2 separate regions of the Homo sapiens genome follow, and region 1 is linked to region 2. The links are chromatin loops, found by intact Hi-C in ENCODE. Cell type or tissue: PC-9. All regions are shown on one strand. Each heading gives the region's core, and the rest is flanking DNA. Links, peaks and the distances in the headings are about the cores only. Region 1 has its middle 84 kb from the start of RRAGB. Region 2 has its middle 190 kb from the start of RRAGB.

Evidence for each region. A loop is a pair of places that touch in the nucleus more often than their neighbours do. Peaks named below come from ENCODE experiments on the same cell type or tissue, not always from the same donor. Only the 100,000 strongest peaks of a DNase experiment are listed, where the experiment ranks them.
Region 1: it touches region 2 in a loop (2.9-fold over the local background); 3 of 110 quality-filtered maps call a loop at or near these places.

The regions. Positions count from the first base shown.
Region 1 is chrX:55,799,137-55,804,522 of GRCh38, forward strand. No RefSeq gene overlaps it. Among named protein-coding and RNA genes, the nearest start is that of RRAGB, 84 kb to the left of the region's middle. In PC-9, for the core only: a CTCF peak has its summit at 2,841; no DNase peak of the experiment used is centred there.
Region 2 is chrX:55,905,462-55,910,847 of GRCh38, forward strand. It overlaps a transcript of KLF8 not described here. Among named protein-coding and RNA genes, the nearest start is that of RRAGB, 190 kb to the left of the region's middle. RefSeq lists enhancers at 3,692-3,761, 3,822-3,881. In PC-9, for the core only: CTCF peaks have their summits at 2,629 and 2,831; DNase peaks (open chromatin) are centred at 2,680 and 3,580; H3K4me3 peaks cover 1,993 bases; H3K27ac peaks cover 1,014 bases.

The DNA.
Region 1 (5,386 bases), core at 189-5,188, 110 kb before region 2:
CACAGGATTGGAAAAAAATCCTAAAATTTTCATGGAACCAAAAAGGAGGCTGAAACCAAAGTAACCTAAGCAAAAGAACAAAGCTGGAAGCATCACATTACCTGACCTCAAATTATACTACAAGTCCATAGTAACCCAAACAGCCTAGTGCTGGTATAAAAATAGACACACAGGTCAATGGAACAGAATAGAGAATACAGAAATAAAGCCACATATATACAACCAACTGACCTTTCACAAAGTTGACAAAAACATACTGGGTAAAGGACATCCTTTCAATAAATGCTCCTGGGAAATTGGATATCCATATGCAGAAGGATGAAGCTGGATCCCTATCTCTCACCATATACAAAAATTAACGAAGATGGATTAAAGACTTAAATATAAGACCTGAAACTATAAAAGTCCTAGAAGAAAACCCAGGAAAAACTTATGGACATTGGCCTAGGTGAAGAATTTATAATGGAGACCCCAAAATCAAATGCAAGAAAAAGAAAAACAGACAAATAGGATTTAATTATACTAATAAGCTTCTGCATAGCCAAAGAAATAATCAATAGAGTGAACAGATGCCCTGCAAAATGAGATAAAATATTTGCAAATATCCATCCAACAGGGGACTAATATTTACAATTTATAAGGAACCCAACAACAAAAACAACCCCATTAAACAGTGGGCAAAGGACATGAGTAGGCATTTTTTCAAAGAAAACATACAAATGGCCCATGAACATATGCAAAATGGTCAACATCACTAAACATCACAGAAATGCAAATTTAAACCACAAAATCATTTATACCAGTAAGAATGGCTATAATTAGAAAAGTCAAAAAATAACAGATGTTGGTGAGGATGCAAAGAAAGAGAAATACTTATACACTGTTAGGAAATTCACATTAGTACAACCTCTATGGAAAGCAGCATGGAGATTTGTCAAAGAAGTGAAAATTGAACTACCATTTGATCCAGCAATCCCTCTACCAGGTATATACACAAAAGAAAAAAAAAGTCACTGTATCAAAAAGATACCTGACTCATACATTTATCAAAGCACTGTTCATAATAGCAAAGATATGGAATCAACCCAAGTGTTCATCATTGGATGACTGGACAAAGAAAAAGTGGCATATATATATACCCAGTGGAATACTATTCAGCCATAAGAACAATGAAATATCTTTTGCAGCAACATGGATGGAACTGGGGGTCATTATCTCAAGTGAAACAACTCAGAAAATGAAAGTCAAATACCATAAGTTTTCACTTATAAGTGGGAGCTAAATAATGTGCACACAATGACAGAGTATCGAGTGATATACATTGGAGACTGGAAAGTGGGGGTGGAAGGACAGAGGGTAATGAGAAATTACTTAATGAGTACAATATATGTTATTTGGTTGATGGATACAATAAAACCCAATACTTTCCCACTACTCAATGAATGCATGTAACACAATTGCACTTGTACCCCTAAATTTACACAAATTTTTTAAAAAGAAAAACATCATGAAAGTTAACAGGACTGAATGAAGTTGGAGAAAAGTCAATGCAGTGGCTAAGAAAGCAGATTTTGTGGTCAGACAAATCTGGCTTAGAATCCCATCATAACCACTTACTTTCTGAGTGACCTTAGACAAACTTAATTAAGTGTTCATACCTAAATGTCCTAACTGCATCTAATTTCATGGAACATCATTACTATGTTTAAGAAAAACAAAATAGGCTGGGCGCAGTAGCTCGCGTCTGTAATCCCAGCACTTTGGGAGGCCAAGGCGGGTAGATCACCTGGGGTCAGGAGTTTGAGACCAGCCTGGCCAACATGGCCAAACCCCGTCTTTACTAAAAATACAAAAAATTAGCCGGGCCTGGTTGTGGGTGCCTGTAATCCCAGCTACTCGGAGGCTGAGGCAGGAGAATTGCTTGAAGCCAGGAGGCGGAGGTTGCAGTGAGCCGAGATCGTGCCATTGCACTCCAGCTTGTACAAGAGCAAAACTCCGTCTCAAAAAAAAAAAAAAAAAAAATTAAACAAAAAAATAGACTACATTAAACTAGAAAATATCAGTATACACCACATGAAGCAAGGCATATCATTTCTGTGAAACTTTTGCTGTGTGTGTGTATGTCTGTGTGTGTTTGGTTTTGATGTGAAATGTTGTTCTTACATGTATTACATTCAGTTTGAAAGCCTCTGTTGTAGTTACAGGATAAGTAATCTGAAAATGTGGTGGAAAGGGAATTTGTAAATAAAGAAGAGTTGGGAGAGACATTGCAGACAGAATGGACATGCCTTGGTGACTAACTGGATTGTAGGGAGGGATCATTAAGGTGAAAAAAGGAGGAACTGAACATCATCATGAGCTTCCACTGGGTAATATGATGATAATTATTCTTTTTACAAAAATGGGACTATATGGTTGCATTCCACTCAGATGGCTCTCAGAATTGCAGCTGACAGTGAATAACATTGACTTATATGATTCATTTACCTCCTGCCTAGTCTCTTTGTCTCTAGGCTCTCCCTCTTTTATTTCTTTCTTATGACTGATTAGGTGGATTTAATTTTCTGAAAGCACAGTACTCAACAGTTTCAGCTCTGCTCTAAAACTCTACATGATTGTCTACTGTCTGAATTATTTGGGATCATGGCCTTCATTACCTATTTCAATTTAGTAGAATATCTTTAGTGTAATAAGTGGGGTCTAAAATGTTATACTGAATTCAATGCAAGATCAGAGCCTTGAATTTAGTGGCTCTTCAGGTAGGGAGTTTACAGACAATTTTACTTTTAAGAAAATCTGCTTGTTCCAATTGCTCACTATTCCTTAAAACCACTAGATTTGTCAGGCGATGGCAGCAAAGAGCTGGTTACCTGAGAAACAGTCTGGGTCCTCAAGTGCCTGACTACTGACTGTTTAACTTTTATAAGCATAATTATCTCATGTAAACTTCATAAGTATTCTGAGGTAGATACTATTCTTCTCTCAATTTTACAAGTGAAGAATTGGAACAAATAGAATTCAGGTACTTTCTCAGGTCACAAACCTAGTTATGGTGGAGCCAGAATTTGAAGTGTCTCAATCAGAATCATGGTTCCTTCTACTGCATAAACCAATCTTCTCTGGATGCGATAACATACAGCTGTGTAGCCTCAGGCAAATTCATTTTAACTTCTCAGAATCTGTATCATTATTTGCAATGTTGGGTTAATACCTTAAAGGTGTGAGAATTAAATAAAATTATAGGTATAAACCTCTTAGCACATGCTAAGTGTTAAATCTTATTCCTCTTTTATTTCCTCAAGGAAGAAAAGATAAACAATAAATTAGTTGGTCAACATAGTCATATGCTGTAGAAAGATTGAGTCAGCGTCAGCTATGACCTAGGAATAATCTAACATGGTTTGGATCTATGTCCCTTCCCAAATGTTGTGTCAAATTTTAATCAATCCCCAATGTTGGAGGTGGGGTCTGGTGGAAGGTGTTGGATAGTGGGGGCGGTTTCTCATGATTGGTTTAACACCATCCCCTTGGTACTGTTGTGATAGTGAGTTCTCACAAGATCTGGTTGTTTAAAAATGTGTGGCACATCCCCGCTCTCTTTATTCCTCCTGCTCCTGCCATGTAAGACACCTGCTTCTGCTTTGCCTCCTTCCATGAGTAAAAGCTCCCTGAGGCCTCTTCAGAAGCAGATGCCACAGTGATTCCTGTACAGCCTGCAAAATCATGAGCCAATTAAACCTCTTTTCTTTATAAATTACCCAGTCTCATGTATTTCTTTATAGCTGTGTGAGAATGTAATAACACATAGACTCAGTTTGTATGCTGGCAATTCTTTATTTTAATTTGACAATTAAGTTGCTTTGGAGCGGAGGAGGCAGAAGCCACATCCACTGGACATGAAGAGTGGACAGTGATAAAGGAAAGAAGTGATGCAGGGAAGAAAAACAATAAGATGGCAGAAATGTCCAGGCAAGTATTTCTTTTCATAACTCCTTTAAAAATTCATACTTGGCCTGGTCTTATCCCAAAATAAATTTCTTAGAATGTCTGACCAACAGTTTCTGAGTGAAAGATTGCCTAGTATATATTTTGAATACCACATATATGCTCTTTTTGAGACTGGAAAGACTGAGCTCAGTATAGAAGAGAAAGCAGACAAATATTCATCACATTAAAACAGGAAACTGAATTTCTTTCAAATGGCTCAGTTGGAAACAACTAAATTTTAATAGCTCCCTTCATTGTAGCTCCAGAGTAACAATTATAATTTCCAACATTTATTGATTACTTACCATATATTAGGCACACTTCTAAGCATTCATATATTTAACTCTAATCCTCAAAACTTCCATTAATTAGGTTTTATTATGGATGATAAAACTGAGGCACAGAGAGGTTAGGTTATTTGCCCACAAGTCACATGGTTAGTGAGTGACAGAACTGAGACTTAAGTCCAAGGCAGTTTATTGTGTCCCACTATCCTCTACTGCTGTACTGCTAGAGTAACAGAAAAGATCTTAGAGAAGGAGATGACTGCACCCTGTATGCACCCTGTATAGCCCGGGAATGTCAGATTAAAGTGAACAGATCTGGACAGACACGTTATTTCTAGATGAGGTTAAAGCTAAATCTGCCTCACAGTATTGAGGCTGATTTAGCTCAAGTTGTTTTCAATTTCCTTTCATATGTTCAACAAGCCTATACTGAAGATAGTCTGCTTGCAAAAAAGGTCTCACTAGGCTGGAAACTCCTTGAGGGCATAAACATGTCTGTTTTTCCTCCCTCACTGACTCCGCACAACATAGTACAGTGCCTGACATGTCACAGAATCCATGATGAATCAGTGAAAAAAGGCTTCTGCTCTAGATGGTCTCTGTGCTAGAGAGAGAGAGAAAGAGAGAGAGGAGACAGAGAGGGGAGAAAGAGAGGAGAGAGAGAGAGAGAGAAATGCTGCATGAACTGAGATTGAGAATAAATCTAGCTTTAGTTAATAGCTTTTAGATTTCTGTGTAGTCACATTTTTTTACATTCTCAGTTGGAGCGGGTAGGTTACAGTGCTTGAGCCTGCAGCTTGATGATTTTCTGAGCCAGATTTCTAAGGTAACTCCTGAAACTTTCAGCAAGACAAAAGCATTTTGTAGCTGGGGGCATTTGAGGATAACATCAGTTCATTTCATGTTGAGGCAAGACACATAATCTGAGGCAGGACACATTGTCTTACTCTGAGACTGTTCTCTGGTAAGGAAAAGATGGCCAAAGTTATGCATGCTTCATACTTTTCCACTCCAGACACTTTCTCTGCCTCTAGCCATGCTTTCTTAGGCAGAGCCCTTGGGGACTAGAGTCTGAAACCCCCAAAGGAAGAAAGTTGGTCTTTCTTCTGCTA
Region 2 (5,386 bases), core at 133-5,132:
TACACAGGCCAAACTGGTAACAAAAATAAGTGAAATGTTCAGGTGAGGGCTGTAATAAGCTGACGAGATCATGGCACTTCTAGAGGGGCCAGGCACTGCTGATTTCCGACAGATTGACAGCACTCTGGAAAATAGGCTTAAGGATGAAAACACAGATTTTCATATATCCCTACATTTTTCAATGTTGATAATTTATTCAGTCAACACCTGCACAGGCACACATGCACACACACATATACATATACATTGCAGACAAACAAAATTTATCTGCTGGCCAAATTTAACTTATGGACTGTTGGTTTGTAACCTGTATTGTATAGCAATTTCCACAATTTTCAGGGTTGTCTCAATTTCAACCCAGTCTTAGCTTGCCTGATGCCAAATACTAAGCCCCTCTGCATCATCCTTACAAATAACCCTGCCTTGATTCTCAGAAATAGTGTAAAAGTTCTCTAAAACTTAAAGCACAACAAAATAAAATAAAATAAAATAAATTAGCCAGGCATGGTGGCGGGCGCCTGTAGTCCCAGCTTCTCTGGAGGCTGAGGCAGGAGAATGGCGTGAACCCAGGAGGCAGAGCTTGCAGTGAGCCAAGATTGCCCCACTGCACTCCAGCCTGGGCGAGAGAATGAGACTCCATCTCAAAAAAAAAAAAAAAAAAAAAAAAAAAAACCCCAAAAAACACACACACAAAAGTTAGAGAAAGGGGAAATTTATTGAAAGAGTCCTTTCTTTGCCTATGGTCCACAGTGCTTAGCATTGTGCTGAGAATATAACCATGGTATCTGTCAAAACTCCCTATAATATTATGCTCACGTATAAGTAGCAGCCTAGTAAAAGCTGCCTGGCATTCATGGCTAGAGGTCCAGAGATTTGGGCTGAGTAACCTCTATGAACAGGCAGATAGTTAAGGTTAGGACACAGTGGGTATAAGCAACCAATGACATGTTAATGACAGCTCAAGACAACCCTGAAAAAAAGATTGTTGTCCTCCTAAGTTTTCTCTTGTTGAGACTAAATAGCCCTATACTCTTCTAGTGGTGAAGGAAAATGGCTGCTTCTTATGACCCTGTATCAAGGTCATAGTTTACAAAATTGCTTAAACCACCCTTCTTGCTTTATGTAACCAATGCTCTTAATTTTATTCTTCCCTTCATCTTTAAATTAAGAACACAAGTCAACCATCAGCTATCCACTGCCAACCCTAAAAGCTAACCTGAAAGCACACTTCTACTATGTCACTGCTCCAATCATGTTGCCAACTCAGCCCAGAGGCAAGATATTCAAGCAGATGTTCTAAGGAAGAATAAATAGGGGAAGTAGTTCATATCAGGTGTGTATTTCTTTCTTGTTTTCTGTTTTGATTTGTTTATTGTTTACAAACAGATATCACCCAGATAAATCCCTGATGATATTGCCTTTAATTGTTCTTTCAACAAATTTTTATTGAGTCCCTACTATATGACACCCACTGTTCAGTATGCTGTGGATAGAGCAATGAGCAAAATAGATGATGTCCCTGCTCTTACTGAGCTTATACTCTAGTGGGAGACTTACTTTGTCACAGAAACAAACACACAGATTAAATTGTGATCTGTGCTGTGATAAAAATAAAATGAGATGAGGTCATAGAGAGTGCCTGGATTGTGGGAGTTACCTTAATCCACATGGTAAGGGAACGCTTTCCTGAGATGTGTAGGATATTGGAGCCCACCATGGGCATAATCAGACAGAAGGAAAAGGAATGCAAAGGCCTTGAGGTGAGAGAGATCTTAATATATTGCAATGAAAAGGAGGTCAGCATAGCTACAGCAGTGTGAACAAGGTGTTTACAAATCAAGTCAAAGAGACAGGCAGGGGACAGGTGGATCTTGAGGGCCTTGTTGATAATATAAGACAATCTGGATGCTAACTGCAATGGGAAATGACTGAAAGGTTTTAAACAGAGGTGCGACCTGGTCAGATTTGCCTTTTAGAAAGACTATTTGTTTGCTGGCTGTTGAACAGATTTTAGCAGGGCAGATGTGGAAGAAGGGTCACCAGTGAGGACACTCTTCTAGCCATCCATTTGGGAGATGGTGATGGTCAGGATCAGGGTCAGGGTAGTAGTAGTGGAAAGGGTGAGAAATGGTCAGATGCTGAACACACTTTTAGGACAAAGCTAACGGGATTTCCTCAATAATTGGATGAGACTTGTGAGAGAAGAATCAGGGATGGCTCCAAGATTTTTGGCCTAAGCAACCAGGTATTGTCATTAACTGAAGGGGGGGATGGCATTAAACATGATTTCTCATGGGTCATTCTGGAGTTCCAGTTATACCTGTGGGATGGAACCTCAGGGCCCTTCTCTGACTTTGAGCTGCCTAGTTATGAGGTGGGGCGGTAGTAAGGGACTGCTGTTTGGGTGAATTAGAGGCATAAGGCACATTTCTGGGAATCACCACCCTCTCTCCCTTCCCCTTCCCCATTCTAGTCAAAAAACATGCAGACTCACACAGATGAGAGACAGAGAAGACTGAGCATCCCAGGATAGGCAGAAGGAAGAGTCCCCAGAAACTCTAGAGCTGTTGTAGCCACTTCAGTCCAAAGACTGCATGGGCGTGGGCGGCGCCAAGGGGGCGTCGCAGAAACTTTCTTAGGGATCTGGCAGCCTAGGGAACCAGTTTTACCGGAAACAAAGTAATGAAAAGAGATGCGGTGGGGTGTGGCGGGGCCTGCCCCCTGCCGGAAGAAGTTTGGGTGCAGCCCAGTATTCAAGCTCCAGGACAAAGGGGGCGGGGAGGCCGCCACTAGCAAACAACCTCAGCTTCATAAATCCAGCAGAAAGGTCCGGGGTATTGTTGAAAAGGTCGGAAGGACCAAGATTATGTCCGCCAGCCTAAGTGGGACGAACAACCAAGTTGTGCGATGCAGCTTTAAAGGGGCTGGTGATTGACAGAATGGTGTAGTAGTAGATGGGGTGGAGCCGCTGGGTGGGGTCGAGACTGGCAGCTGAGAGATACCAAAAGGAAGAAAAAAGAAAACCATTGCTCTTGATATTGCTAATGCCGGGGGAGGTAAGCTAACGAGAAAGTAGGGAAAAGGAAGGTTTTAGAGTTCACCTCCACTCCTTCCCCTGGCTAACACTCTTTACACTCTTCTGCCTTCCCTTGAGATAATTAAAATAGACTGTACACCGGCCCTAGTCGGTGCCCATTCCCCCTAACTCTTCACTCAACTACGTGTGTAGTCCGAGGGAGTGAGGACCCCGGGTCCAAGAGCTCAATCCCGGCCCCGCCCCGTCGGCCCAGGCCCCGGGGCTGGGAGGAGAGGATGCCTTCGGAGGCGCAGAATCCGAAAGTAAGTTCCTTTTATTTTGCCTTACCAACTGCCACCTCCCACTCCACCTTCCTTTTATCACCCTCTCTGGGCGGCGAAATAGCCTCTTTCAAGGAAAACCTTTCAGGGTGGAGCAGAGTGGGGTTGGTAAGAAGGGGAGGGGAAGGGAGGTGGTGCTTTAGAGCCTAGGGGAGCTACCACGGGCGGGACAGGCGCGCTCAGTTCGATGGCTGTGTGGTTGGATCCTTGATTTCTCCTCCAGGTATTAGAGCCTCGACTTCCTCCCTCCTGGCATTCTTTCTTTTTATCACCCTGCAGCAACCCTATCAGGTTGCCTGAAGCCTCTAGCTGTGAGCTAGGAGGGCTCCATCTTGCCTGGCTTCTTAAAGGGACAGTGCACTATTTAACTGGAAATTCAATTATGAGAAGGGTGGCAGTACCTCTATGTTGGAAGGAATTTGTGTGGCGAGGACAGCTTTTTCTTACTCAGACCAGCTTCCATACTTGGTTCTAATATCCGTGTGGTTCTTAGGAGGTGCACCGTGGGCAATGTTGCCAAGTTACACATTAGTTAACTGCAGCCAGTTGACTGCTGTTTTAGCTCAAAGGGAAAATTTCCATTTCCTGAAAGGCGCCATGGCAGTGCAGGTATCTTGAACAAATTCATTCTACAAATTTTATTGAATGCCAGGTGCATTGCCTGTGGCTGATCACACTGCTGGGAGGTTTGTGTAAAATGTCAAGGCCATGCAGAGTGTTGTCAATGACTCCCTTTTTAACTGATTAGTAGCCTTCCCAGGATATGGAGACAAATGTTGAATTTGATTCCAACATTTACCAAACATTTCTTACATGAATGGCTCAATGGTTCACTTTTATTGTCTTCTGTTCAGTACCAGGTGTCCATATGCTCAAAGCCAAGTGACTGGGAATTCCAGCTAGAAGAAATAGGAACTCAAATCAAAATGGCATGCAGAGAGGAAAGAGCAGGAAACTTCAGTAGGAAAGCTAATGCCACTTTGGCGTTATCCATGTCCAGTAAGGGAGATTGTTTTGGGAAAGAGGGCTTCACCATCTCCCTTCCACTGTTAAAGAAGAGCTGGTGTGGCAGAAACTTGTTAGAAAGGGTCTCTTATGGACCAGTGACATCTCTTACATATTTGTCTCTCTTATGTTTCTGCACAGGGAGGGTGGCAGGACTGTGGATAGAGCCTAATGATACTCCACAGGTCGAAGAGATGAAAATATGTTTGAGGTTTTAGGGTTCATATTTCACTCTGTAGGTTTTTGTTTGGTCAATGGAATGCCACAGTTCCCGGTGCTCTGCAATTTCCTTTGTTTTGAGTCCCTTCCTAGTTCTTACTCAGCGGTCCAGGGTAGGGAACTGTGACAGAGCAAGGTATTGACACAAAATTACATTGTGTTATTATATTCATTCATTCATTCGTTCATTCATTTGACAATTACATACTGAGAATCTACTCTGTATCATCACCACACAAGACTCTGGGGAAAATATGCCTTCTTGGAGATTATATTCTAATGAGGAGGTGTTGGTGGAGGGGACTAACAAAAAACAATGAACATATACGTTGAGTGGGGATAAGATAGGAGAAAAGCTACAGGGCATGTGGAATTGGGGTGATTTTAAAGAATATATCTGAATGAAGTGAGGGAGCCAGCCGTGAGAATACCTGAGGGAAAGGTGTTCTAGACAGAGGAAGTAGCAAGTGCAAAGGCATGGTATGTTCAAAGAATAGTAAGAAGGTCAGTATCACTGGAGTGGACAAGAGGAAGAGTGCGGGATATAAGGTCAGTGAGATAGAGGGGGCTAGATCATATGGGAACTTGTAAAGACTTTGACTTTTATTCTGAATGAGACAGGAAGTCACTTGTAAAAAAAGAAGTAACAATCATTCTATTTGAAATTCTATTGCATTAAAGAGAATGAATCTTGAATTATTTATCTTATACAATCAAGATGGATTGTATTTTTATGTTTGGAATCTAATGCTCCTTTAAGAAAAACTTAGTAAACTTATTGCTAACTTGTTCATGTCAATTAATA